Linked DNA regions of Mus musculus: regions 1 and 2 are each linked to region 3. A link is a loop called in an ENCODE intact Hi-C map of the cell type or tissue named here. Cell type or tissue: left cerebral cortex. All regions are shown on one strand.

Region 1 (8,000 bases), 420 kb after region 3:
TCCCCTCCACATCCTTGAGTATCATGTCTGTCTAAAATAACCTTAGTATTTATTGAGTATAGGCTGTTTCGTTATGGTAGGGAAAACCTGACAGTTATATTCAGTTTTAAAGGGCCAGGTCCCATAGGTTGAAAACCTCTGATTTATTGTATATATCCACTTGCATTCCTATGTAGAAAGATGAGAAAATAATTCATACATATTAAGACCTTTACCTAAGAGACACTTACTTTTCTGTGTGGATATTGAAAAACCCACTATGATTTTGGAATTTTCATTCTTGCTGTTCAGAAGGCAAATGAGAGGATAGCATAGTCTTTCTTCTTGATAGAGATCATCAGTGGCTAATTTCTAAACCTGCATTGTAAGTACACACACAGATGTAATTAACTACATCATTAGCATTTATTATAGAAGACAGATTCAAATTGATGGGCAGTGGTGAAGAAAAGTGTAAATATAAATGTGTTCTTTTCTAATGGTATTTGAATTTGTAATGAATGTGTATATTCTTGAATGGAATTGGAAGTATTCTTACTTTTAGTAGTGTCCATAATTTCTTCTATATTAGTAAATATACCATTTATAACATATTAAATGAAAATTCTAATCTATACGAAAGATCCCATATATTTTAATAAAAACACAGGCTGATGTTTTGTTTGATGTGATAGGCTGTAGCCTTTGCTTGCACTATGTTGTGATATTGATGGTTCTTAATCATTACAGCTTGCTCTCATTAAGACCCCTGGAGAAGTCCATTTAAACATTGTCTAGTTAGATCCACAATTACTATGCAGGCAACTTGATGACAATAAACTACTTTTTCACAAAACAGTATATATGACATTTTTTTTTTTTGTAAATTAGTGATGTTAGTGTTATTTTCCAGTGTGGGAATGATTTCATAAAAATATCAAATTACTTATTTTCAGTAAATAGTAAGACTTTAGAATACAAATCTATAATTTATACCAAAGCCACAATTTATATTATTTCTTTCTAGATGATAAAGTGGTTAGCCTATGAAGGACAACTAAAACTTACTTTAGAATATTATACATTGTAATGAATTAATTAATACACATGGTACCAATAATTCTTAGATATATTTTTACAAGCTTTTGGTGTTTGTTCTGTTTTTCAGTCACAATATTTGATGATGCATGTTTTTGACCTCACAAAAAAAATCTAGTATCATTTAGTACATATTTTCTTATTTTTCCTACATAAAAGTGAGCCTTATCTGTACTTCAAGTAATAGTTATTTAAATCAGTAGCTTAGGGTAATTTTAGCAAATTTGAAATTCCCCACCACATAACACAAAGGAAACCCTGTATGATAAACCCGGTCTGCATACCATCATTTATATTGCACATGTTTTTGAAAATAGAACTTAAGAGAAAAACCATTGAAAAAGTACCTTTAGATGATTTCCATAAGACTGAATTCCTTAACATGTGTCATTAGTTTGCCCACAGTGATGAGTATCTTCTGGGAAATAAAAGGCCTTCAAGAAGTGAGAGTTTGTTAATAGGTCATCAATTTATATTCTGTTCACAAGATTCCGAAATACTTGATAATGTATGAAAAATTAAGTCCTGCATATGTGTTCCTAATCACGCACTTGTTTTGAACTACAGAGTGGACTGAACAGGGAAATGAAAATAAACATTTTTCACTTCATTTATTGCTGCCATATAGACATGACCTTACAGGACATATTTCTAGTTTGTTAAAAGTAGCCATAATCATTCCTATTCATTTTCTTTCAGAACCAAGCAAAATAAAGAATTACATACGTCTATCCATGACTTGACTTACTGTAATAAGGCATTTCAAACATTTCAAGAATGGCATGAGCAGCCCATCAAGGATGAGTCTCAATGGCACAATTTAATCATTTACAGAATAAAGAGCTGCCTTTGTTCTGCTATGTCCCTTAGGAGATTTAAAACACATATTCCAACTTTTGAACATGCCAGACAGGATTAAAATATTAATTTATACATATGAATATATAAATATTTGAATATATACACACACACACACACACATGTATTAATTATCCACCACTTTCTCTATTTTAAAAACTTTCTCTCATCTCTGGCCAGGAAAGATAATATTTACATCACAGTTCATATTGTCCTTTTAACTAGAATACCTGCTATTGCTTGAGACTGACATCATGTACTGAAAGATGAAGGAGCAAATCCACTTCATAAGAAGACTTCACCTGCAGTGACAGAGGAGAGGGAAAGCAGGGCGAGAGAGCACTTAGCAATTTTAAGAGCAACAGTTTACCAGGAACCCTCTACTTAATATTCTGCTTGATCTGCCAAGTTTATAGCCTGGCAAATCTGAATACAAATGTCTATGCAAATGAGGATTCATTATTCTTACAAGGTCTTTGTATTGAAGCTTAAGGTAACTTGGTTCCTATGGGTGCTCAGAGAATGTCAATTGCAAGACAGAAAGGATGAAAAGAAGAAAAATAGAAATGGAAACAAATGTTTAACAGGCATCGAGCTTGAAAGGTGGTGATGTACAGGCACAATGCATTGTCACTGCATACCCTTCTCATTGCCTGTTCTACGCTATTTACTCCTCCTCAGCAACAGAGAAGTTAACCAGTCAAGAACATTCCAAATACAGAGGAAATATAATATTCTTCTCTTACTGATTATAACACATTTTCCCATTATAAAACCAATCCTTCAATTGTCAAAAATTTATCATTCTTTTATAATTAAAGAGCTTATGGGTTGGTGGAATTTTGATCTCTAAGAAGACAGTTAATGCCTAATACCACCCTGCACACCAACTCCCTTCCTTTCATTATTGATTTATTGCCATATAATCCAGAATTGACATATTTAAAAGTCTAAAATTAATAAAATATACATCGAAAAAATCACAACAGTGCATCACCTTTCATTTATTACCATAACATGCTGCATGCAAAGATTGCAAAAGCCCCAAGTTAGAGGAGATTCTGAGAGTCTGCAAGTGATAATTATAGCTCATATACCGTAGTCTATTGTCCCGATGGATGAATCTTTTGCATGGTTAGCTCTTGTTTACATATAAATACCTTCTCTGGAAATAAAAATGTGTAGAAGGGCACAGGAGCTGCAATGCTTAGCAGATAAAATGATCCCAAGATCATGCAGAAAGGCTTGTTTCTTCATCCATAAGTAAAGCACATTTGCATCCATTCAGTCAAATTAGCTCCATTTAAAAGGTGGTTATAATTAGCTCCTTTTTCTCGTTCACGGGTGAAATTCTTGCATGCCTTCTATTTTGATTAAATCCACCGTTGTCTTCCAATAGCTAGTGCTAATTCTTCCAAGGAAATCTTCACTTGAGGTGTTATTTTATTCTGCATCTCCGTTAGTTGTCTAATTTACGCCAAGTCCCTGCAGTGTTTCCTTAAGCCATCCTCTTTGTCTTGCCTTTGAAATTTACCAAATCTTACAAGAAATCAATACTTAATTGATTATTCACTTTTCTGCAGCTTCAAACAGCAAGCACACATAAGATCCTAGAGAAGTACCCAATTTCCAGTGCAAGAGGTTCTTTGGTGGCAGAGCTCTGCAAGTGTCCAACAGCAGGCATTCCATGGAGTGGTGTACTGGCGTGTGGTGCCAGCGTATGATAAAGAAAACAAAGATATTCTAATGAAGCAGGGAAACTTCCTGGGTGATGCATAACTGTCTCCGGGCTTTGGATAAAAGGCAGAAACAGGAGCAACTGGATCCCACAGTATTATAATTATAATAATTGTTATTGCATTACTCCTTTTTCCCCCCTTTACTCTTGTCTTCCCATTGATGTGGAATATCCCAAGTGCCACTGAAGTCAGAGAACTCCGCTCCGGAAAAGGGGTGAGGCTGGCAGTGTACCTCTGGCATAGGATAAGGATGACAGGCACGTAACATTACAGAATAGGACAAATTCAAGCGAAAGAGAGGGAGAGACCAGGAGAGGGAGAGCTGGAGACAGATGGCGAGTCTGGCTAGAAGCCAAACCCAGTGAAATGAATTACATTGCTGAATAACTGTACACCATTGATTCTGCCACTTGTTGCTGCATGGGGAAAAAAAAGCCTCAGTGTATGCTGGAATTTGTAATATTGCAGGCAACTTTCACACACATAACTCAGTAGTGACAAAGGCATGTGATATGCTGTCTTGGATAGGTACATAGGTTTGTGTAAAAGAGGTTGTATGCGTGTGCTGAGAAAGCAACCCTGAGAGTGTATGTCTATGTAAGTGGGCAATGAGAAAATCAACCTTTGCAATCCAGTCATTTTTATTTAATGAAGAAGGAAGACTGGCATTCAGGGATGCGGTTATGTGCCACATATTAATGTGTGCTCACTAGCCCTCCTCCCCCACTTAAAAAATGAGTGGCATAAGACTGAAGTCCTCTATAGATTAACCACGTGGGAGAGGCACCTCATGAGAGAACCTGTCATCTCAAAACCTACCTATGTAGTGCAAGGAATCTACAGGAGAAGGCAGTGCTCTCTGAAGTGAGGAATCAAGGCTTCCAGGATAGGGTATTTGGGTGTTTTCAAAAAGACAGCCAGTTTCAGCAGATTGTTCAATAAATGCCTCATACCCAGGATGAAGGCAGACATTACAGGATGCCCAGGGGGCTTTGGAAATCAAATACAATGTTTGAGTAGCACAATTTGAGGTACATTATAAAAAAGCAATTTGAATTGCCAATGAGGCGACACATATCTGCATGCTAATTAGACCCCTGTCAGGCTCAGTCTGCAGGCTGGTGGGGGTGGTAAGATTTGCTTGGAGCACTGTGGAGAGATTGTTTCTGCATAAATTATCAGCTTTGTCTACTGATCATTTCCCAAACAAACATGAAGAGTAAGATCAAAAGGCGATTCTAAAATTAAAATTATTGATTGACAAAGCCTCGGCTTCAGATTCTAATTAGAAGAGGCACAAACAAAAGCTGATATTATTACTGATTGTGCCTGTGCTAGCAGCGGATTGTGCAGGGTTTGTAATTTATCTTTGTTTATGCAGCCAGGATATTAAAAATGTAATTAAAATAGTAAAATGATCTGATCAGAAATAGCCACCTAGTGGCAAGTATATTTTTTTAAATAGATTATAAAGGCATCATTTTGTGCAAATAAAATGTTTATTTATTTTTTGTCACATCTACCATCTCATATTTTGTGAAACAATTTATTTTTTTGTTAATAAGTTATCTTTTGTGTTTTGTTCCATAGATAAGCAACATCATTTATACCCCTTATTTATGTGCTAATAAACATTGTTATTGTGGGCAACATTCTGTTATTTCAAGAACATCTTTCATAAGTGACTGTAGGCTTTCCTTATACATAGGGCTCCTTAAAAACTATTTTCTGTGCTTATTCTTCACATTAAGTATGGTAACTCCCTGAGTTTAATGATAGTTTAGGTAAGGGAATTTTGCCTGCTGTGCTTTCTCCTTTGAGACAGATCTGGACAGTTCTGGACTTTGGCATTAATGATCATCTCAAACCTTTGAAAATAAGGTTGTAAAGCAAAATCATGTATCTTCCAAGAGCTTTCACCGAGTTACTACTTCATAACAGACTGAGGCAGCAAGTAACAAGGTGATTCAAATGATTTATAGGCTATACCAACTCTCATTTAAAATATTTTGCAAGTGCCAATGAATTATTTTAGGAGCAAATCGTCTAATATAAAATTTATTAACCAAGATGCATCAGCTATCATCTAATTGTGAATTTAGAAACAACCAAGTTTCAGACTCAGTCTTGGGATTCTTCAGTGAACCATCTAAAATATGTAACATAAATATCTTTAAGAAAGAACGAGAACTCTAGTTCTGTGATGTCTATGTAGACACACATTTATTTTCCTTATCTTTTCTGAGTGAAATCACTGTACACCATATTGAAACCTCTTTAAAGTAATTCACAATGTAGGGTCCTGTCAGAGTTCTAGGGTCTTTTGTTAGTTACATTTAAAATGCCAAATTAAAAATTAATACATGGTTAGAATTGGGCTATTTTACAAGCCTGAAACCTTATTAGTAAATCATGATCTGGTGACTGATGCAAGGAATTTGAAGGTGCTGAGAGCACAGACTGCTTTATGCACATCAATTTGTTGGAACACTAATTACAAGCAAATTCGGCCTTGGACTCATTCCTGCAAGCAGGTTCACAGTTTTCTTAAATAAGAAACATGATGAACACAAGATAACACATTTTCCACAAAATATTAGCATGGAGTCAAGGAAACACGGTATTTTACATGTTCAGTAATAATCACTGGGCTAGAAATGTTCTGTTTCAGAATCATCTTTTATGCGTGTTTTTTTTGGGCCACAAAACAAACCAGGTATAGATAGATAGCGTCCAGAAATGCTTAAAATAGAAGAGAAAGAGGGATGAAGTGGGCATCCACAGGTACACAGCAGCTGCCTTCTGCCCATATTCACAGAAGCAATGAATAACTTTAAGAGCTTCCACAGGTCCTTCAATTATATAGAGCTTCTAAATAGGCTACACACCTGAAGTTACTCATAGCAAATTAAAGTCAAAAGTCACAAGTGGGGTTTTGTTCTTTTGTTATTTTTAGGAATATGCTGGCTACGCATGCTGTGACCCCTCAGAAGTAAGAGGTTTTACAATACATGGCTTTTTTTTTCAGATATTTTCTTTATTTACCTTTCAAATGTTATCACCTTTCCTGGTGTCCCCTCCAAAAATCCCCTATCGCCCCCCCCCACACACACACACACACAAACCCACCTACTCCTGCATTCCCCTATCCTGGGGCATAGAAGCTTCACAGGACCAAGTGCCTCTCCTCCCACTGATGACCAACTAGGCCGTCCTCTACTACATATGTACCTAGATCTGTGCATCCCACCATGTGTTTTCTTTGCTTGGTGTTTTAGTCCCTGGGAGCTCTGAGGGTACTGGTTAGTTCATATTGTTCCTCCTATGGTGCTGCAATCCCCTTCAGCTCCTTAGGTACTTTCTCTAGGTCTTTCTCTGGGGATCCTGTGCTCCATCCAAAGGATGGCTGTGAGCATCCACTTCTGTGTTTGTCAGTCACTGGCAGAGCCTCTCAGGAGACAGCTATATCAGGCTCCTATCAGCAAGCACTTGTTGGCATCCACAATAGTTTCTAGGTTTGGTGGTTGTATATGGGATGGATCCCCAGGTGGGGCAGTCTCTGGCTGGTCATTCCTTCAGTCTCTGATCCACACTTTGTCTCTGTAACTCCTTCCATGGGTATTTTGTTCCCCATTCTAGGAAGGATCAAAGTATCCATACTTTGGTCTTCTTCTGTGTTTCATGTGTTTTGAGAATTGCATCTTGGGTATTCCAAGCTTCTGGGCTAATATCCACTTATTAGTGAATGCATATTATGTGTGTTCTTTGACACATGGCTTTATATTGAAATGTGTTTGAATCACAGTTTGATCCTTTGATAACTCAGATGGGAAAACTGCTTTATTGGTGAAGTTCATATTACACAGACGCAGCTTGATTTCTAAATCCTTGCAACATGGATTAACATTCTTCATTATAGTATTTACCAATTATAAAGCATTTTCCTCTCAGTGGACACTATCCAAACTTATGGTGCATTCTGTTTTACCATCTGTTCTTTTCCCACTTTAGCTTTAGTGTAACAACCTACAATATGAACCGTATAATACATTTAAGAGGAGGAGGAAGGACTGGTGGTATTTTCTCACTGTTCCTCTTTTAAGGCCATTTTTACTACTATCATTGAACAATTCAAAACCAATATCTAGGCACCATGAAGCTTTAGTGGCAGCTTAACTGAGTGCATTTACTGAATCTTTGTGTGTAGGAATACAAACATCATCATTATAAGTTATAATTAATCCATACAGTTTATAGCTTTAACTATAGGCATGGATACATGTTTCACACGATCCATTCATCTACACACACACACACACACACACA
Region 2 (8,000 bases), 360 kb before region 3:
GAAAAAGTCAAAGTTAAACTCACATTCAAGGTAAAGAGATTATACAACAGTACGCCTTGTCATCTTTGAATGCCTGAAAAAAACCTCATAAGCTCACTCCTGAAATTAAATCTAATTAATGTATCAAAAGTTTATTTAAAGTGTCATGAGGAGATGTAACACAATTGTGATGATTTATATATGCTTGGTTCAGGAAGTGGCACAATTAGAAGCTGTGGCCCTGTTGGAGTAGGTGTCCCCTTATTGGAGTAAAGTTGTCACTGTGGGTATGGGCTATAAGATCCTCATCCTAACTGCCTGGAAGTCAGTACTCTGCTAGCAGTCTTCAGATGAAGATGTAGAACTCTCAGCTCTTCGTGCAGCATACCTGCCTGGATGCTGCCATGCTCCAGCCTTGATAATTGAGTGAAACTCTGAACGTGTAAGCCAGTCACAATTAAATGATGTTCTTATGAGACTTGCCTTGGTAATGGTGTCCACAGCAGTAAAGTCCTGATTAAGACAGAAGTTGGTACCAGGAGTAGGCTATTGCTATGATAGGCCTGTCCATGTTTGTGTTTAGGAAAATGTGGATTTGGGGACTTTGGATTTGGAAAGCCATTGAATGGTTTAAGAAGGACTAAATGAGCTATCCTAGTAGGAATATGGAAGACTTAGTTGCTGTAAGTGATTTGAACTGTGTGGACCTGGCTCAAGAAGTTTTAGGAGAGAGCTTCAGTGTGTGGCCTACAGACAATTTTGGTAGTATTTTGGTGAAGAATGTGGCTACTTTTTGCCATTGTCTGAATCTGCCTGAGGCTAAGATAAAGAGACTCAGATTAATTGCAGTAACTAAAGGAAGTCTCAGAAATGCCCAGCAGAGACTTTGTTCTCTGGTTAAGTCTCATTTTATAGAAGTTTAGCAACCTGAGAAATAAAAAATATAAAATATATGGTTCAAGTATTAGAGGGGTACCAGGAAGTGAAATGGAGCTGAATCCTGTGTTCAAGGGGATAACAAATTAAGGGAGTGGGACTTTGGGACGAGATCATACCCAGATAGGTTTAGATTTGGCACAGTGATACACACTTTAATTCCATGTCAAGCAGATCTCTTGAATTCGAGGTCAGCCTGAGACAGAGAAAGTTCTAGGTGAAGAAAAGCTTAAATCCAGGCATGGTGATTCACTGTTAATCCCAGGAAATGGGCATGCAGATTTCAAGGTTAATCTACAAAGTAAGATCCAGGACAGCCAAGCTTAGGTAGCGAAGGAGTTGAAAAAGAGGAAGCTAGTGATAATATAATAAAACAAGGGGCCATGTTTCAGCTCCTGCAAACAGCAGAACTTGGCAGCTTCGGCCATTTTTCTCTGGCTTTATATTTAAGAGGAGAAGGGGACTACTGAGAAAAATTGATGCTGATTAGCTGGAGCTTAGAATTAGCAGTGATTAAGAAGATACCAGCATCACTGAGATGAAATCTTCTGGGAAGTTTTCTGGGAGCACAAAGGATCTGTGTTCCAGATATAGCCAAGGTTGTAACTTATTCTGCAGCTGTATTTGGTAATGTGTAAGAGTCATCCAGGGATACTGGTTTTGAAGGCATGAAGGGGTCATAAAGAATTGCTAAGGCTTGGCACTGTTTGAGGCTTTGGAAGACCATTAGTGAAGGTGCAGCCTCAGTTTTAGTTGGGCCAGGACTGAAGGAGTCGGGCAATGGAATTGAGGCTTAGCACTATGAAGAGAGCCTATGAGAAGCTTTGAACAAGCCTATGGGGGCCTGAAAGTGGAATGTGATGGTTTGTATATGCATGACTCAGGGAATGCCACAATTAGAAGGTGTGGCCCTATTAGACTAGGTGTGGCTTTGTTGGAGTAGGTGTGTCACTGTAGGAGTGGGCTATAAGATCATCATCCGAGCTGCCTGGAAGTCAGTATTCTGTTAGCAGCCTTCAGATGAAGATGTAGAACTCTCAGCTCCTCCTGCACCATTATCTGCCTGGATTCGACATGTTCCTGCCTTGATGATAATTGACTGAACCTCTGAACCTGTAAGCCAGTCCCAATTAAATGATGTCCTTGTGAGACTTGCCTTGGTCAATGGTATCTGTTCACAGCAGTAAAACCCTAAGACAACAATCAAATGTGTTTTTGTAAAACCAGTGACTAGGGAGATGTAAGCCTGGAATGGGGAAAGAATAGCTGAGGGCCTCACCCCCTGCTTCTAAGATAGAGGAAGATAGCCTCCAAATACAGACTGTGGGTGGTATCTAGGCATTGTATAAGTCCTCTGCTAACAAAAGTTAGGGAAAAAAATGGAACAGAAGGAAGAGGAGGGGAGGAGAGTAAAGGAAGGAAAAGGAAAGGAAGAAAGGAGAAGGAGAGAGAGAGAGAGAGAGAGAGAGAGAGAGAGAGAGAAACATCAACCTGACATCAGCAAATAGCAAACTACTAAACAACCAGTGAGCAAAGGGCCCACACTCCTCCGCTGAGCTTCAGAGAAAAACCAGGGCCTGCAGACACCTTGATTTTAGTGCACTGAGGCCCATCTTAAGATATAAAAATAAGTGTTGGTTTGAGGTGTTAACTTCACAGAAATTCTTTACAGCAGCAACACTAACATTAAAAGATTGTACAATCAACTTTTTCTTAAAAGACCCAATTATATTGATTTAAGAATAATGTAATATGCTAATATAAATTTACCTTCTTAAAGTCAGCAATTTAAAAATATGTTAGAGGCATAAATCAATGTGTTCTTAACATTTTTATTGGTAAATTCTTTAGAGCCTAAAAACCACTAAAAGGCAAAAGGAGGATATAGGATGCCATTATTTTCTTTGTACTTTAAAGGTAAAAGATTAATCAATTTTTTCTTCTTTAAATTCTCATAGTAAATGAAATATATTAATTTTTTCAGTACTTCTTAAAAGACCACAGTCAAGTCTTCATAAGATCCTTTGTACATCTGTAAGAATAATTCTTGGTTAAAATATTAATGTGTTGAATTTACAAATGCAAAATATGATATGCCTTGCTTATTATCTTCATAGTGACCAAACAGGTCCTTATTAGCTCCTAGAAATAGGCCATCTCTGTCTTCTCTTTGGCTTTTTTTCTCATTAACACTGTCTAGCAATATTCCTGGCCCAGGAATAAAGCCCAGCTCAGGTTTTTGTTCAATAAATGAGTGGATATGTTTTTAAGGCAAGTTTTAAAATAATAAAAACAAGTTTTCTGAAACTACTAGCTCACTACAAAGATTAATGAAGTACACTATATAAATATATCCTGATTTTAAATATTTTCAGCAGTAATTTTAAATGCTATGCTTCCTGGCATTCTTAAGAATCATCTAATATAATTCAAATTTCTCGTGCAGCTGGGATCTTTGTTATGGAGATACTGTGATGTGTGTTCATGAGACCTACTAAAACTCTTTGAACTAGAGATGCTTTCTGAAAATGTCTTCTCTAGCCATTATTGTGTGTGCACATGTGTGTGATGTGTTTGTTTATATGTAATTGCTATTGTGTGTGTGCATGTGCTTATATGGGGGAGACATAGTGAAGGATTCAAGAGCAGGTGATCTTTCCATTTGAGTATCTAGGATGAAATTTGTCCCTTCTGCTTGGCAGAAAGTACCTTCATTCCTGAGCCTTCTCCCTGGTCCCATTTTTATTTTATTTTTTTTTAATTTCACCTTTGTCCTCATAAAAATCAAGTGAACTAGGCAAGAAAATATGCAGTTGTCTTCCCAGCACATAGCAGCTGAGACAGAAGTGCTTTGAGGCCAACCATAGAGCTACATTGCAAAAGCCCGTATCAAAAGCAAAAAACACCAAAACCTAAACAGTCTATCACAGCCTACCTTGGGCTACCTTCCTACACAACTAAGTCAAAGCCTTGCTCTTCAAAGAGAATTCACTATTTTGAACAACAGCTCCCTACATAATAATAGGAACCCCATTACTTTAAATTTTTTGGAACACTTTCAATATAATGGCCAATGCATCAAATTGATGAGTATTTTGTATCCCTTTAAGCTGTCTTAGAATCGTGTCCATACCTTACAGTTAGAGTAGGCTGTATTTCAAACCAATCACAAGAAGATAGTGGTCACCATGGGGTGGGTATACTGGTGCATCTCTAGACACATCCCTGCAGTCCCTATCTGTATTCCATACCTACTGTAGCAAACTGGAGCTCCTCCTACAGTGTTTTCTACACTGTCAGGTTACTTGTTAAAAAGGGATTTGTTTGCTTTCTTTGTCTTCCACCCAATTTTGCTCCCAAGTTCTCCTTTAATATACTCCAGATACTAAGGTTTTTTTGTTTGTTTTGTTTTTTTAAAAACACACATTATTTAAAAAACAAAAAACAAAGAATCAGAATTGTACTGAGTGCATGATTCTGAGGTTCTTATTACCGCCTCCTTTATGCTGTCCATGTGTCATGCACAGAACTCTGATGCTCTGGGTAATTTCTGAAACAAAATACAATGAAAAGTTTTGGGGCATTGGAGACAATTGTATTTTTGTATCACTACCTCCACGAGCCTGGGGATGCAGGCGGGGTTGGTAGCATTAAAAAGACTTTACAACTTCGGTAGGCTCTACCTGATTTCCTAAGTACCTCCCGACCAACCCACCCAGCCAAGGCCATTCTAGCTCCTTGTCACTGGCCTGCCTCCCATCGGGTGGCCTGCAGCCTCTGCCCCAGTGGCTGCCCGATGGGGACCTAGTGTGCTGCCACACATCTGGGGACAAGGTCAGACCGACAACCGGGAGGACCCAAGGTCAGTCCCCGGCCCTCAGGTGCGCAGGCGCCGGGTCGCCAGCCGGCGGCACTTGTCCAGCGGCCGTCAGCGGCGTCCTTGGGCCCAGAGCCTGCCCGCAGAGCCCAGACCTCCCTCTGGGCCGGGACAGCAAAGCCTCTTCACGCCCGGCCCTGACCCCGCGCTGACCGCTCGGTGACGCTTCTGCCAATCAGAGGCAGCTTTGCGGACCAATCCCAGTGCGTGGAGTGTCCTCTTGGGCGTCTCTTCCCTTCGTCCCTTCGTCCCTTCGTCTCTTCGTCCCTTCGGCTCCTCGGCATTTTCCGTGGCCAGGCCTTATCCGGCTTTCCTCAGACCCGGTGTTGCTTCTGGGTGTAATTCCCCGCTCTCTCTTCAGCCACTTCCGGGTCTTCCGTCGCTCCGGAAGCCCGCAGATTCCGGAAGTGAGGGCGACCCAGATGCGGCCACGGAATGCCCAGCTTTCCGGAGATTGTTTGAGAAACGGCCGTGCGGCGCCCGGGCGTCCCGCAGACCCCGCAGGTCAGTGTCCGCTCGCAGCCGCCCCGCCGTAGGGCGCGCGGGCCGCACGCTCTGCGAGGACGGCGTCGCGAAGCTTGCCTTGGCTGCAGGCCGCGGTGGCTCAGTCTGTCTCGGTTCCGCAAAGGCGGTAAAGCAAGCCAGACGCCTAGTTTTCCTCTAGTTTAACGCTGTCACGCAGACAACGCTTCTGCCTCTGCACGCCCCGCGGCGACGCTGCAGACAGCCCGGAAAGCGCCTCCTCGCCTTTAGAACAGTACTAGATTGAGTGCTTTAACTCTTAAATAAGAATCTCTTGTAGTTTATGAGTTTTTCAGTGTTTTGGACTTTCAACGTTTCCAACAGCCCATTCTTGGTCTTCGTGGCAAGAGTTATGGAAGGTTTTCTTACAAGTTAGTTTCTGACTTACATTGCAATCCATTGGTTTGCTATAAGGAATGTTATAATCATTTCTCTTCTTTGTGGGGAGTCCTTAAAAGTCTTTGTTGGTTCAGTAGTTTATTCACGTGCCATTTTTCACACAGCAACACTTAGCAAAAGAACTTTTCACGGATTGAAACTTTCCCAGACTATCGGTTTCAAATATTCTGTGGGACCCTTTGCCACATTTTTCATCTTGATTATTTTAGATAATTGGTGTATGACTAAGGACCCCCATCCCGACCCTTACCAGTTTGTAGTCAAAACACCCTCCAGGAATGTGTGGCCTTTAGTTAAACCTGAACAGAATGGATTTGGAGTAGCTTCTTTCTGTTACTGTCTTGATCCTTTTTGTACTATCAATTACTTGTATCCAGAATGAGGAGAATTGAAAAATGAGTCAGAATTAGTAGGAAAAAAGACCCTCCCCCTTTTTTTTCTTTAAAAAGTAAAGAAACTGAGCATACTAGGCCACTAACATGAAAAGAATTAAGTTCTAGTCTTGATTATAGTTTGCTTCTGCCCAGCTCTACCTTTTGGACTAATTCTCTTCTTTAGTAATTAGAGGTAGCACTCAATCTGTGGCTTTAAAATTGTTCCATAAAAGAACTTTTGTAGAAATTTCCTGAAGCCATGCAGAGGAGAGACAAAGCAAGCCGGCTGTCAACTGTCGTTTAACAAGCACAGCTATTTATATGTTCTTTTACAACAGTGTTCCTGTAAGGATCTAGTTCACATCTTGGACCCGATGATCTGACTTGCTCCTCAGCATGAAAATTCTTCTTAGCACAATTGTTCATTGTTTTCAGTATGCATTCATCCGGTTATTCTGGCATCCTAAAGTTATGTATTCCTTATTTTTAAAAGGGACAAACATGGCAATGCTATCTTATTTTTTAAAAATAAGAAAAGTTTAATTCTGTCTTTTTGATCACTCATAATTCCCATTTCCCTTCCTACTGAATATCCTTGTTTTGTTTAAATTGAAGGTCTTCAAAGCCTTTGCATTAATTTTCTGTTTGATCCATTCAATATCTGAGCCTTGAAGGTATGTGAAGACTTGCTGGTCATGCCTTGTCTAGGAAAATTAGGGATCTAGCACTATATGATCTGCAGGGCATTAAGTAATTTTCAGGTTCCTATAGTACAAAGAAAGTCTGAGCTGTATCAGTTTTTATGTCAGAACCAACGTTCATTTGAGATTGCTTGCACCTTTCCCCCATTCTTGGTGAACCTGGTTGGACAACAGGAATGTAGGCTACGTAGTCCCTGTCTTCTTCCTGTGAAGTAAAGGTAACTTCTAAGTATTCTGTGGCCCTCCTGCGTGCCGTGAGAATGTGAGAGAAGCCTTGGGGAAAGCCTCAGCTGCTCCATCTCTCCTTGACTGTGAGCCTGGCAGCGATTTCAACTGAGTTTTATACATGGTAGTGGAGAAGGGGAGAGGAGTAGTCATCTCCTGGCCTTCCCATTGTGGACTGTGTGCCTTTCCAGCCCATTTCCTTCAAGACAGTCAAAAGTCCCTTTCTATAATGGGTTTTTTGTTTCTTGGTGGTTTTTTTTTTTTTTTTGTAGCTTTTTTTTTTCCTGTATTTATTATGTATTTTTATCAGAGCTCAGATTTCTTTCCTGAGTGAGTAAAGATAAAATACCACCCAATTGTCTTTCCGTCCTTATTAAAATGTATCAACCAGGAACTCCAAAGTAATTCTGTCTCTATCTTGTCTAACCCTTGTGTTTGGAGATGTGTTGGCATAATATCTACCTTACATACAATTCTGTATTCATAATAAATGATCAAACCACATTTTTTACCCAGAGAAGACTCTTTTTAGATTTGACATTCAGGCCCTTTGATTGAGTCCCTGACGGAATGTATAGGGGAGGGAATGTGGATGGGAGCTTGGGTGATTTACCACATTCCTTTAATTACTTTCTTCATCTGTAGTTTGGAGAGCTTAGTTATGAAATCTGTCTTTTGAATGATCCTGAGGAACAACAACAACAACAGCAAAAAAGCTAAGTTTATTGTCTACAAATTTTGGATTGATTACCAGCAATTTATTAATTGTTACTTGACCTTAAATTATATTTGTTTTAAAAGTAACATAATAACAGCTACTGTTTTAGACAGATTCCAGGACACAAAATAAAGGAAATATGTAGTGTCTGGTACAATTAGGTTTTACTTGGTAATTTCTTGTCCATACTTGATACCTTTTTGTTCATTTGGGGATATTTTCCCATTCTCTTTTACCATAAAAATTGCAGTTAAATCTATGTTCTAATA
Region 3 (8,000 bases):
ACCACTCCACGTGTATAGGGATCACGCCACTGAAAATCCAGGAGAAGAAAATTATAAAAAGAGAAAGAAAGAAAGAAAGAAAGAAAGAAAGAAAGAAAGAAAGAAAGAAAGAAAGAAAGAAAGGGAGGGAGGGAGGGAAATGGAAAGGGAAAGGGAAGGAAAGGAAAAAGGGGGAAAAAAACGAAAAAATTAAACCCCTCCTGTTTCCAGTCTCCTCTCTCTCTTCCTCTCTCCTCTCTCTGTCCCGTGTGTGTGTGTCTCTCTCTCTCTCTCTCTCCTTTTGCCATCTACATGATCCTTGATTAAACATGGAACAGAGTTAATAAAGGGTTGGGGGGGGGGTGCTCAAGGAGAGGAAATGCAACTGTCAGAAATCACCAACGCTAGATTTCTTGGTGAACCTGCCTCTGTCTGAGTCAGTGTCAATACACCATCTTCGTCCACTGAACTTGTCTTTGGGTTTTTGTTTGGTGCTGGTGGGGGATGTTGTTCTGTGTGTGCTTTTTGGGGGAGGGGGAAAGTGAAGGCAAGGTTGGGGCTAGAGGTGGGGGGAGTGGGGCGAATGTGTGTTCTGTGAGTGTTGACTGTGAGTGTGTGTGTGTGTGTGTGTGTGTGTGTGTGTGTGTGTTTGGGGGGGGGGTGTCCATGTTTGTGATCTGAACCTTTGGTACCTACAAAGAGGGTGTCTCACCGAAAGGTAGCTAAAACCTCTCCAGAACGGCGCACGGAACTGTGGAGACACAGCGGAAGGCTCCTCTGGAGCCTCATATCTGGGCCGAACCCTAGACCCAGCGCTTCAAGGAGCCCCTCGCTTGGATCACAGGTAACAAAAGAAATAACCAATGCATGGTCTTCTGGGAGAGGGGGCAAGATGGGGGAACATTCCGGAACTTGGCCATCACTGAGGAACTTTTATACAATTATAGAAAAATTTTATTTTATTTTTTCTGATAGAAAAGAGCAAAAGGAATGGAAAGGGACGGAGGGAGGGAGGGGGAAAGAGAGAGAGAGGAAAAAAAGAGAAGAGAAGAGAAGAGAAGAGAAGAGAAGAGAAGAGAAGAGAAGAGAAGAGAAGAGAAGAGAAGAGAAGGGAAGGGAAGGGAAGGGAAGGGAAGGGAAGGGAAGGGAAGGGAAGGGAAGGGAAGGGAAGGGAAAGGAAAGGAGAGAAGAGGGAAGGGGAGGGGAGGGAGAGGAGAGGAGAGGAGAGGAGAGGAGAAGAGAAGAGAAGAGAAGAGAAGAGAAGAGAAGAAAAGAAAAGAAAAGAAAAGAAAAGAAAAGAAAAGAAAAGAAAAGAAAAGAAAAGGAAAAGGAAAAGGAAAAGAAGCGAGACCAGGCTCACTCCAGCCCCTGGTAGCCTAACTGATCATATCAGGTCAGAAGGCATGCTTGGTGCCAGCTGAAGCTGAGGAGGTGAAGTTCATTTGCAGACATGGAACCCTGTAGTGAGTGTGTGTGTGTGTGTGTGTGTGTGTGTGTGTGTGTGTAAAATGCATCAATTCCCACAGTCAGCCACATCTCCTTTACACACACACACACACACACACACACACACACACACACACACACACCCTTGCCCTTTACCAAAAAAGAAAGCAAAGGCTCTTGATCTCCAGCCGCGGGTGTCCTCTTAGTGTGGCGATCAATCCCCAAACCCCGGGGCGAGCTGCCTCCACTCCCAGGTCTGCGGACATAGGCCGGGAGATCCCGCCTCCTAACGGACCTACCAGGTCCGCAGCGCCCGTGCAGCCAAGAGCCGCCAGGGCCTGCCGCTGCCGGCCGCGCTCCGCAGACCGGTGTCTACCTGCAGCCAAGCCCCGCGCTCGCCCATCCTCCCGGGCCCGGCGCCTCGCGCGCACCAGCCCTGGCCTGCCACAGCCCCGCGCAGTGAGTGCCCTTCGGGAACTTGAGAAAGGGTGGAGAAGGGAAAAGGAAGATGAAAAGGAAACCGAGAAGAGTACAGGGGAGGATCAAGGGAGAGGAGAGGAGAGGGGGGCTGCGAGCCCCACCGACCACTGTCCAAACTTTCGGAGAATGTGTGCAGAGGAAACATCATCTCGATGGGGTGCAGGGACGCGGAGCGAGCGAGGACCCCAGATAATGTCCGAGCCGCTGCCGAAATGACAGCTTCGCCGGATCACCAGAGTGTCTCCGGCTCCCGAGGAAAGCAGAACCCGAAAAGACTGAGAAAAAGACAGAAAACTGCTCGGCCGAAAGTCACTTAATACAAAAGTTAAATCTTGAAAAGCATGCCTCCCCCCCACCTCCAGCCCCAATCCCCCCTCCGCCTGTGCCTTCTCCCTCCCTCAGCAGAGCAAATCTTTGAGCCAAAAAAAAAACGGGGGAAAGAGATGGAAAAGGGGGGCAGAGCGGAAGAGGTGGTCGGGATGAGGGTACGTGTGCTAGGGCGAGCGGTAGCAAGCGATCTAGGGGTAGAGAGGCGGAGAGGGAGAGGGAGAGAGAGTGAGCGAAATATCAAAGATTGTGCAAGATCAGGCTGGAAAGATAATCGATACTCGACCTAAATTTAACACAAACTACTCAATAAAAGTTAAAGAAAAAACTTACTTTCCATTTCCCTGCAGTTCCTACTCGATCTTCGCCTCTTTTTTGTTTTGCTTTTATTTTACGTACAGCTGATCACATCCAAGTAAAACGAGAGGGTTCATTAAAAAGAATAAAAAATAAAAAAATAATCCTCGAACTTTATTGGGTGAAAATAAAAACGCTGGAGCAAAAAGTGGGGAGCACGGAGCGGTCCTCGGGGTTCCGGGAGGAGTTAAAGCATGTGCCGACCGCGGTCTCGCTGTTTGCTTGTGAAGGGGTTGGGAAAAGGAGGAAAGGAAATGAAAATCCGATATGTCTTTATTCTGCTAATTATTATCGTTTTAGCCCTGTTTAAAAAAAATGGCTGATTAAGTTGAGTGCGCATGTCTTTGTGTGTCTATTCCCGATATGCACTCTGGGAATGAGAGAGGAGAGCGAGGGAGAGGGGGAGGGAGGGGGGAGAGGTGTAATTAGTGAGGTGATCAACATTCCCCAGACTGCAAATGACGCGCAGCCAGGACTCAAAGCAGCCTGGGAGCCTCGCGACTTCCAGGGCTCCTAGCGTTGCGGCTGGAGCCCTGGACGAGGCGACTAAGGAGACGGAGGATGGGGACCTCCGGGGCTCGCACCCCATGCGCCCCTGCGCACAACTCTCAAACTTCATTAGACACACACGAACACACTCTCACACAGAGACAGCAAAGAGAAGAATATAAAAGCACAACTCATTCCTAAGAAATGCCTTTTTAGAGTTCTAGATTAAAAAAAAAAAAAACAAAAACAAAAACAAAAAAAAAAAAAACCCAGGCAAAATAATTACTCTCACACCAAAGATATGTTTACCAGGGAGCTTTAAGGAGAAATACAAGTCAAGGTAATTAAGAGCTTTTCTCTGGGTTGGTTTATTCTACTACGCACTCAGAAGTACTTTAACAGCTAAATACTAAGGCCTGAGCAAATATGCAGATGTATGTAAATAAAGAGTGCCAGTCAGTGTGAGCAAACAACACCCAGTTCAACCTCTTTCAAAGGAGAGATTTCTCTCTGGATCCTCAGGCATTCTATTTAAAACTATATCTTGCACTTGCATTTACGCTAGAGAAAACCTACAAGGGAGGTGGAAGTGGTTAGTTTAGTCAAAGTAAACTTCCAAATGAGAGTAAGTTCGGGTTGTAAGAGTGATACTAGGGTACAGCCTAGATTTTATGTAATATTCTTGAATATTTTATCAGAATCGCATAAGTTGAATGTAATGGTTTAAAAGGACTTATGGAAGAAAAGCTTTCATCTTTCTAGACTGTTCAGTTATCTTTCTGGAAGCACATTATGATGAATTTTAAAACCCCAATACAGATCTCATTAGAGTGAAATATATTTGGTATTTTCTGGTGCAAAATTTAAGGTGCCTGATTCTCATTTGAAAATCTAATTATCTCTTTCCAATATTACAGATGTGAATATGAGTGACACTTTCATTAAAAGATAATTAACTAACACTCGGAATAGACATACTTTTAAATACCCCCTACTGAATGTGGGATATATATATATATATATATATATATATATATATATATATATATAATATATCTGTATATATATATATATGAATTGCATCTTGATACACTACTACACAAGAGGTCATAAGTAGACACCATCTATGTAATATTTTAAAACCTGGAATCATATAATGAAAATAAGAGTAACCAATCAAATGAGCTGCAAACAGGAAACACCAGTGCTGCCCAGCTTCCTGAGCAGGTGAGGCACCAGCCACTTCTGAGCTGACAGGCCTTTGAAGTTTTGGATTGCCAGGATCTGCTTCAAAACCTTGTTTTAGTCCTTAAAAACCAAAGGTACCAAACAAGGTTTATAGCAACAGCAAGATTTGTAGCACATCACTGAGAGTTCAGAGACAGTAAATATGTCTTCCTGGGTCTAATACCCTTGTCCTATCAGTGTATACGCCTTACATCCTAGGACAAATGCAAATAGAACAAAACATCTGTGTGGATAAAATTATACTCCTCCCTGCAAGATCAGACCTAGGCCCATATCTGAAAAGCTGCTTGCATTCAGCAACTAGCTAACTTTACAATGAAAATTCAAAGCAGAGAATAAAACCTAGATGTGGTCTTTGGTAAGAGGAAAAGGCAATGCCATCTTAGAAATCTGGAGTGGCTACATGAAGCCGTGTTTTAGAAACCAAAGCCACTAAATGGCAACAGAAAAGCAAATTCTGTCTCAAGAGACTCCTATTTCCAACATCTTTGGGAAGAAATCTGTTCACAGTGAAAGAGTTTCTAAGATTTTAAAGTTATTTTGTTTATAGTCGCCCTACCTTCACACAGCAACTTCACCAGGAACCCTCCCATTGCACCTTAGTAGGGTTAAGAAACATGTTGCACACTGGGGGCGGGGGCGGGGGCGGGGGGGGCTGGGGGGGGGAGAGGATGTTTACAGAAAAACACCCTAGATAAAGCCATAATAATAACAAACTATCTGAGGTGTCTGCCTGGAGAAAAGGGGTGGACTTTTCACGAGACTAAGGGGAAATGAAAGCAGGGGAAACTTTCAAGTTGAAATCAGCAAAAATCAAGCCTTTTGCTGGAAAGAGCTCAGTGTACAAGCTTGCTGATGGAAAAACCATTTCCTGCTATTGCAGGCAGGCAAATGCAGGTGATGAAGAAAACACCTGAGAGTAATAAGTCTGTTTCAGGTTCAGGTGAAGAAAGGGTCTACTTCTGCCATGGTGGACAAGGAAAATGATCATTGCATCCACAAATTCTTTATTTCTTTTGCTGCTTTACCCTCCCTGAAACGTTATCAATAATATTAATGTCATTAATATCAAACCCAGCAAATGTCAACAAAATTATTTAAACATTTTTGTGGCTAGTGATCCCAACACCATTACCCCTCCTCTCTTTCTTGCAAACTATAGCTCCCTCGCTCTCTTCTCTCTCTCTCTCTCCCTCTCCCTCTCCCTCTCCCTCTCCCTCCCTCTCTCTCTCTCTCTCTCTCTCTCTCTCTCTCTCTCTCTCTCTCTCTCTGTGTGTGTGTGTGTGTGTGTCTGTGTGTGTGTGTTGGGTAGAGAGGGCAGTTATTGAATTCTAAGGAAACAAAAGCAGAACAGATTGAGGTCCTTTGCCCACTTTTGCAATCCCTTCTGTGCCTGGACTGTTGCCCTCCAAAAGCTTGTGTGTTTGTGTGTATTTTGTTTTTAATCATCTCTCCCCGTTCTTCTTTTACCGCTTTCCTAAGAAGAGAGGCTGGGGGTGAGGTCGGGGGTTAATGGGCTCAGGCGAAGGGGCAGAGAACACTAGCATAGAGTCAAGAGTCTCCTCCAGGGCTTGGCCTCAGAGCACACTGCCAGCGCTAGAAGAGCTGTTGGCAGGATCCTTGGCTGGTCTGCGCTGGGTGGGTCGCCAGCAGGGATGCGTCGACCAGGGCGAACCCAAGCCCTGCCTGCAGGCTGCTTCGGAGCAGGGGAGGAACACAGCCTCCCGCCTGGGCCAAGGAAGATTTCACTCTAGGCGGATCGACTGAGAATCCCCCAGCTTGTCCCCTCTGCAGAGCCCTGCCCCTGCACCTTGGACCCTGATTTCAAATCCACTCACAAGCAGTGTCTCAAGGTACTTAAACTCCACCAACCTGCCGCCACTCTAAAGGAGCGCTGCCTACTTTATTTTTCAAAGTGAAAGGAGAACTTTTTATTTTATTTTATTTTTTAGTTTTTCCTCATGCACGGAGAACTTTCGCTAGTTACCCTAGCGGAGCTCAATTCTCTCCTACCACTAGAACCTTGCCAGAGTCTTTAACTGTTGGCGAACCCCAAGGCTACATCAAGTGTTTAGGTGTTGAGTGTTGAAGATGAGGGACAATTAACATTGAAACAAAAGGTAACTTCTACTTCTAGACTTTTTTCCTTGGAGCAGTTTATTTCACAAATCCACGCTGAGGACACTCTGGGCTTTCCAAACCGGATAAAGAGTCGCCAGCTGTCCTTTCTTCCAGTCTGCCCTCCCCTCACCAAGTCGCTAATAATGCCCCACCTCCCTCTCCCCGGCATCCTCCAGTTCAAGAACAACTCCAGCCCAAGGGTAAGGTTCCCAGTCTTTTGACCGGGTTTCTGGGCTCTATAGATAAGCTCTGTTTGAAACAAGGTATTACAAGATTTCAGCATTAGGATCTCTTTAGAGCAAAGCAGACACTTTCAGATCCTTAACCGCCCCCCTCCTTCCTCTTTTTTGTTGAATCTTCTCCACCCAGGGGCCATTTAACAAAGGCAGTCTGTTAACTAACATTTTTGTTTAACTCAGCAGCTCATTCCAATCCACTTAAAACTTGATACCAAAGACTGCTCTCTCTCTCTCTCTCTCTCTCTCTCTCTCTCTCTCTCTCTCTCTCTCTCTCTCTCCCGTGTGTGTGTGTGTGTGTGTGTGTAGGGATATGAGGATTTGCATAGGTCAGGAGGAAATGGGACATTGATTGAAAATGAACGGAAAAGTACAGGGCTTGCTTGGGAAGGTGTCTCAAGCACAGATTTACAGTGAGATAATTCAAAAGGTGTGTGTGTCTGTCCAAACCTTATTATGAACAAAGTGTGTTTCCTGGAGCAGTAACAAAGGTGTGTGTGTGTGTGTGTTTGTGTGTGTGTGTGCACGCAAGCGCGAGCGTCTGCCCGTATGTGTTACAATATGAGTTAACGTGGAGAAGCAACATACCATCTTTGATATGAGAGGTAAACGCAGTGGCATTCAAAGGGGAGAGAGCATGTTAAGCCTCTCTGTATGTGTGTAGTATTTGTGGACACTTGAATCCCTTTCTGATTTCCTCTAGACTGGTTCTTATCTCCTTTATACTATTATTTATTTACTTACATATTTATTTACTTATTTATCTTAAAATAACACTCATGCTCCAAGGTCTCTGCTCTAAACCTTTATAGATTTTTCTCTTTCTGGAGAAACTTTAGGCTTTTATTTCAGAGGCAATCTACTTTAGACCTTTTCTCTGGAGGCTCTGACCTTTGGGGTGGGAAAGCTCATTATGTAAACTCAGACACAGTTAAAGTTAAGAATGGGAAAGGAAGGAGGAGCTACACAGGGTGCCACGGGAGGGAGAAGAATTAAGGGAGAGAAGAAAAAAAAGGGGGGGGAGGGAGTCAGAGCCCTCTGGCCTCCTGGAGGTCAGAGCTCAGATAGTACAGTGACCTCTTTTCCCTCTGGGCATCAAGCCCAGTGTTTATAAACAAAATCAGACGGGGACTCTTCCCAAACAATAGCAGTTGACTAACTTCACAAGCTCTTCAACATCGCTTATTGCAATTAAGGAGGACTTCTTATCACCACTACCACCCACAAAGCACACAAGCCCAGGATCACAAGCCCATTCTCCTCTAACATATGGAGCTATTAGTCTGGGGAGAAGCTCCAACGGAACAATCCAGATGT

What was found. A loop is a pair of places that touch in the nucleus more often than their neighbours do. Peaks named below come from ENCODE experiments on the same cell type or tissue, not always from the same donor. Only the 100,000 strongest peaks of a DNase experiment are listed, where the experiment ranks them.
Region 1: a loop joins it to region 3, with 15 times the contacts of the local background. A loop is called at or near these places in 6 of 42 quality-filtered maps.
Region 2: it touches region 3 in a loop (7-fold over the local background); 13 of 42 quality-filtered maps call a loop at or near these places.

The regions. Positions count from the first base shown.
Region 1 is chr3:4,792,988-4,800,987 of GRCm38, reverse strand. 1110015O18Rik (RIKEN cDNA 1110015O18 gene) reads right to left here and starts at 2,280. Exons shown (of 4, transcript NR_045272.1): 1 at 2,166-2,280; 2 at 1,425-1,511; 3 at 231-357. In left cerebral cortex, a CTCF peak has its summit at 5,093 (motif pointing left); DNase peaks (open chromatin) are centred at 3,295, 3,681, 4,020, 7,650 and 1 more place; H3K4me3 peaks cover 1,238 bases.
Region 2 is chr3:5,573,334-5,581,333 of GRCm38, reverse strand. Pex2 (peroxisomal biogenesis factor 2) reads left to right here and starts at 5,086. Exons shown (of 4, transcript NM_001267715.1): 1 at 5,086-5,296. In left cerebral cortex, a CTCF peak has its summit at 4,836; DNase peaks (open chromatin) are centred at 5,042 and 5,412; H3K4me3 peaks cover 1,969 bases; H3K27ac peaks cover 1,569 bases.
Region 3 is chr3:5,213,493-5,221,492 of GRCm38, reverse strand. Zfhx4 (zinc finger homeodomain 4) reads right to left here and starts at 2,939. Exons shown (of 11, transcript NM_030708.2): 1 at 2,566-2,939. It overlaps 2700069I18Rik (RIKEN cDNA 2700069I18 gene), which reads left to right and starts at 670. Exons shown (of 3, transcript NR_045905.2): 1 at 670-823. In left cerebral cortex, no CTCF peak of the experiment used is centred here; DNase peaks (open chromatin) are centred at 2,394, 3,018, 3,563, 4,456 and 3 more places; H3K4me3 peaks cover 2,826 bases; H3K27ac peaks cover 1,883 bases.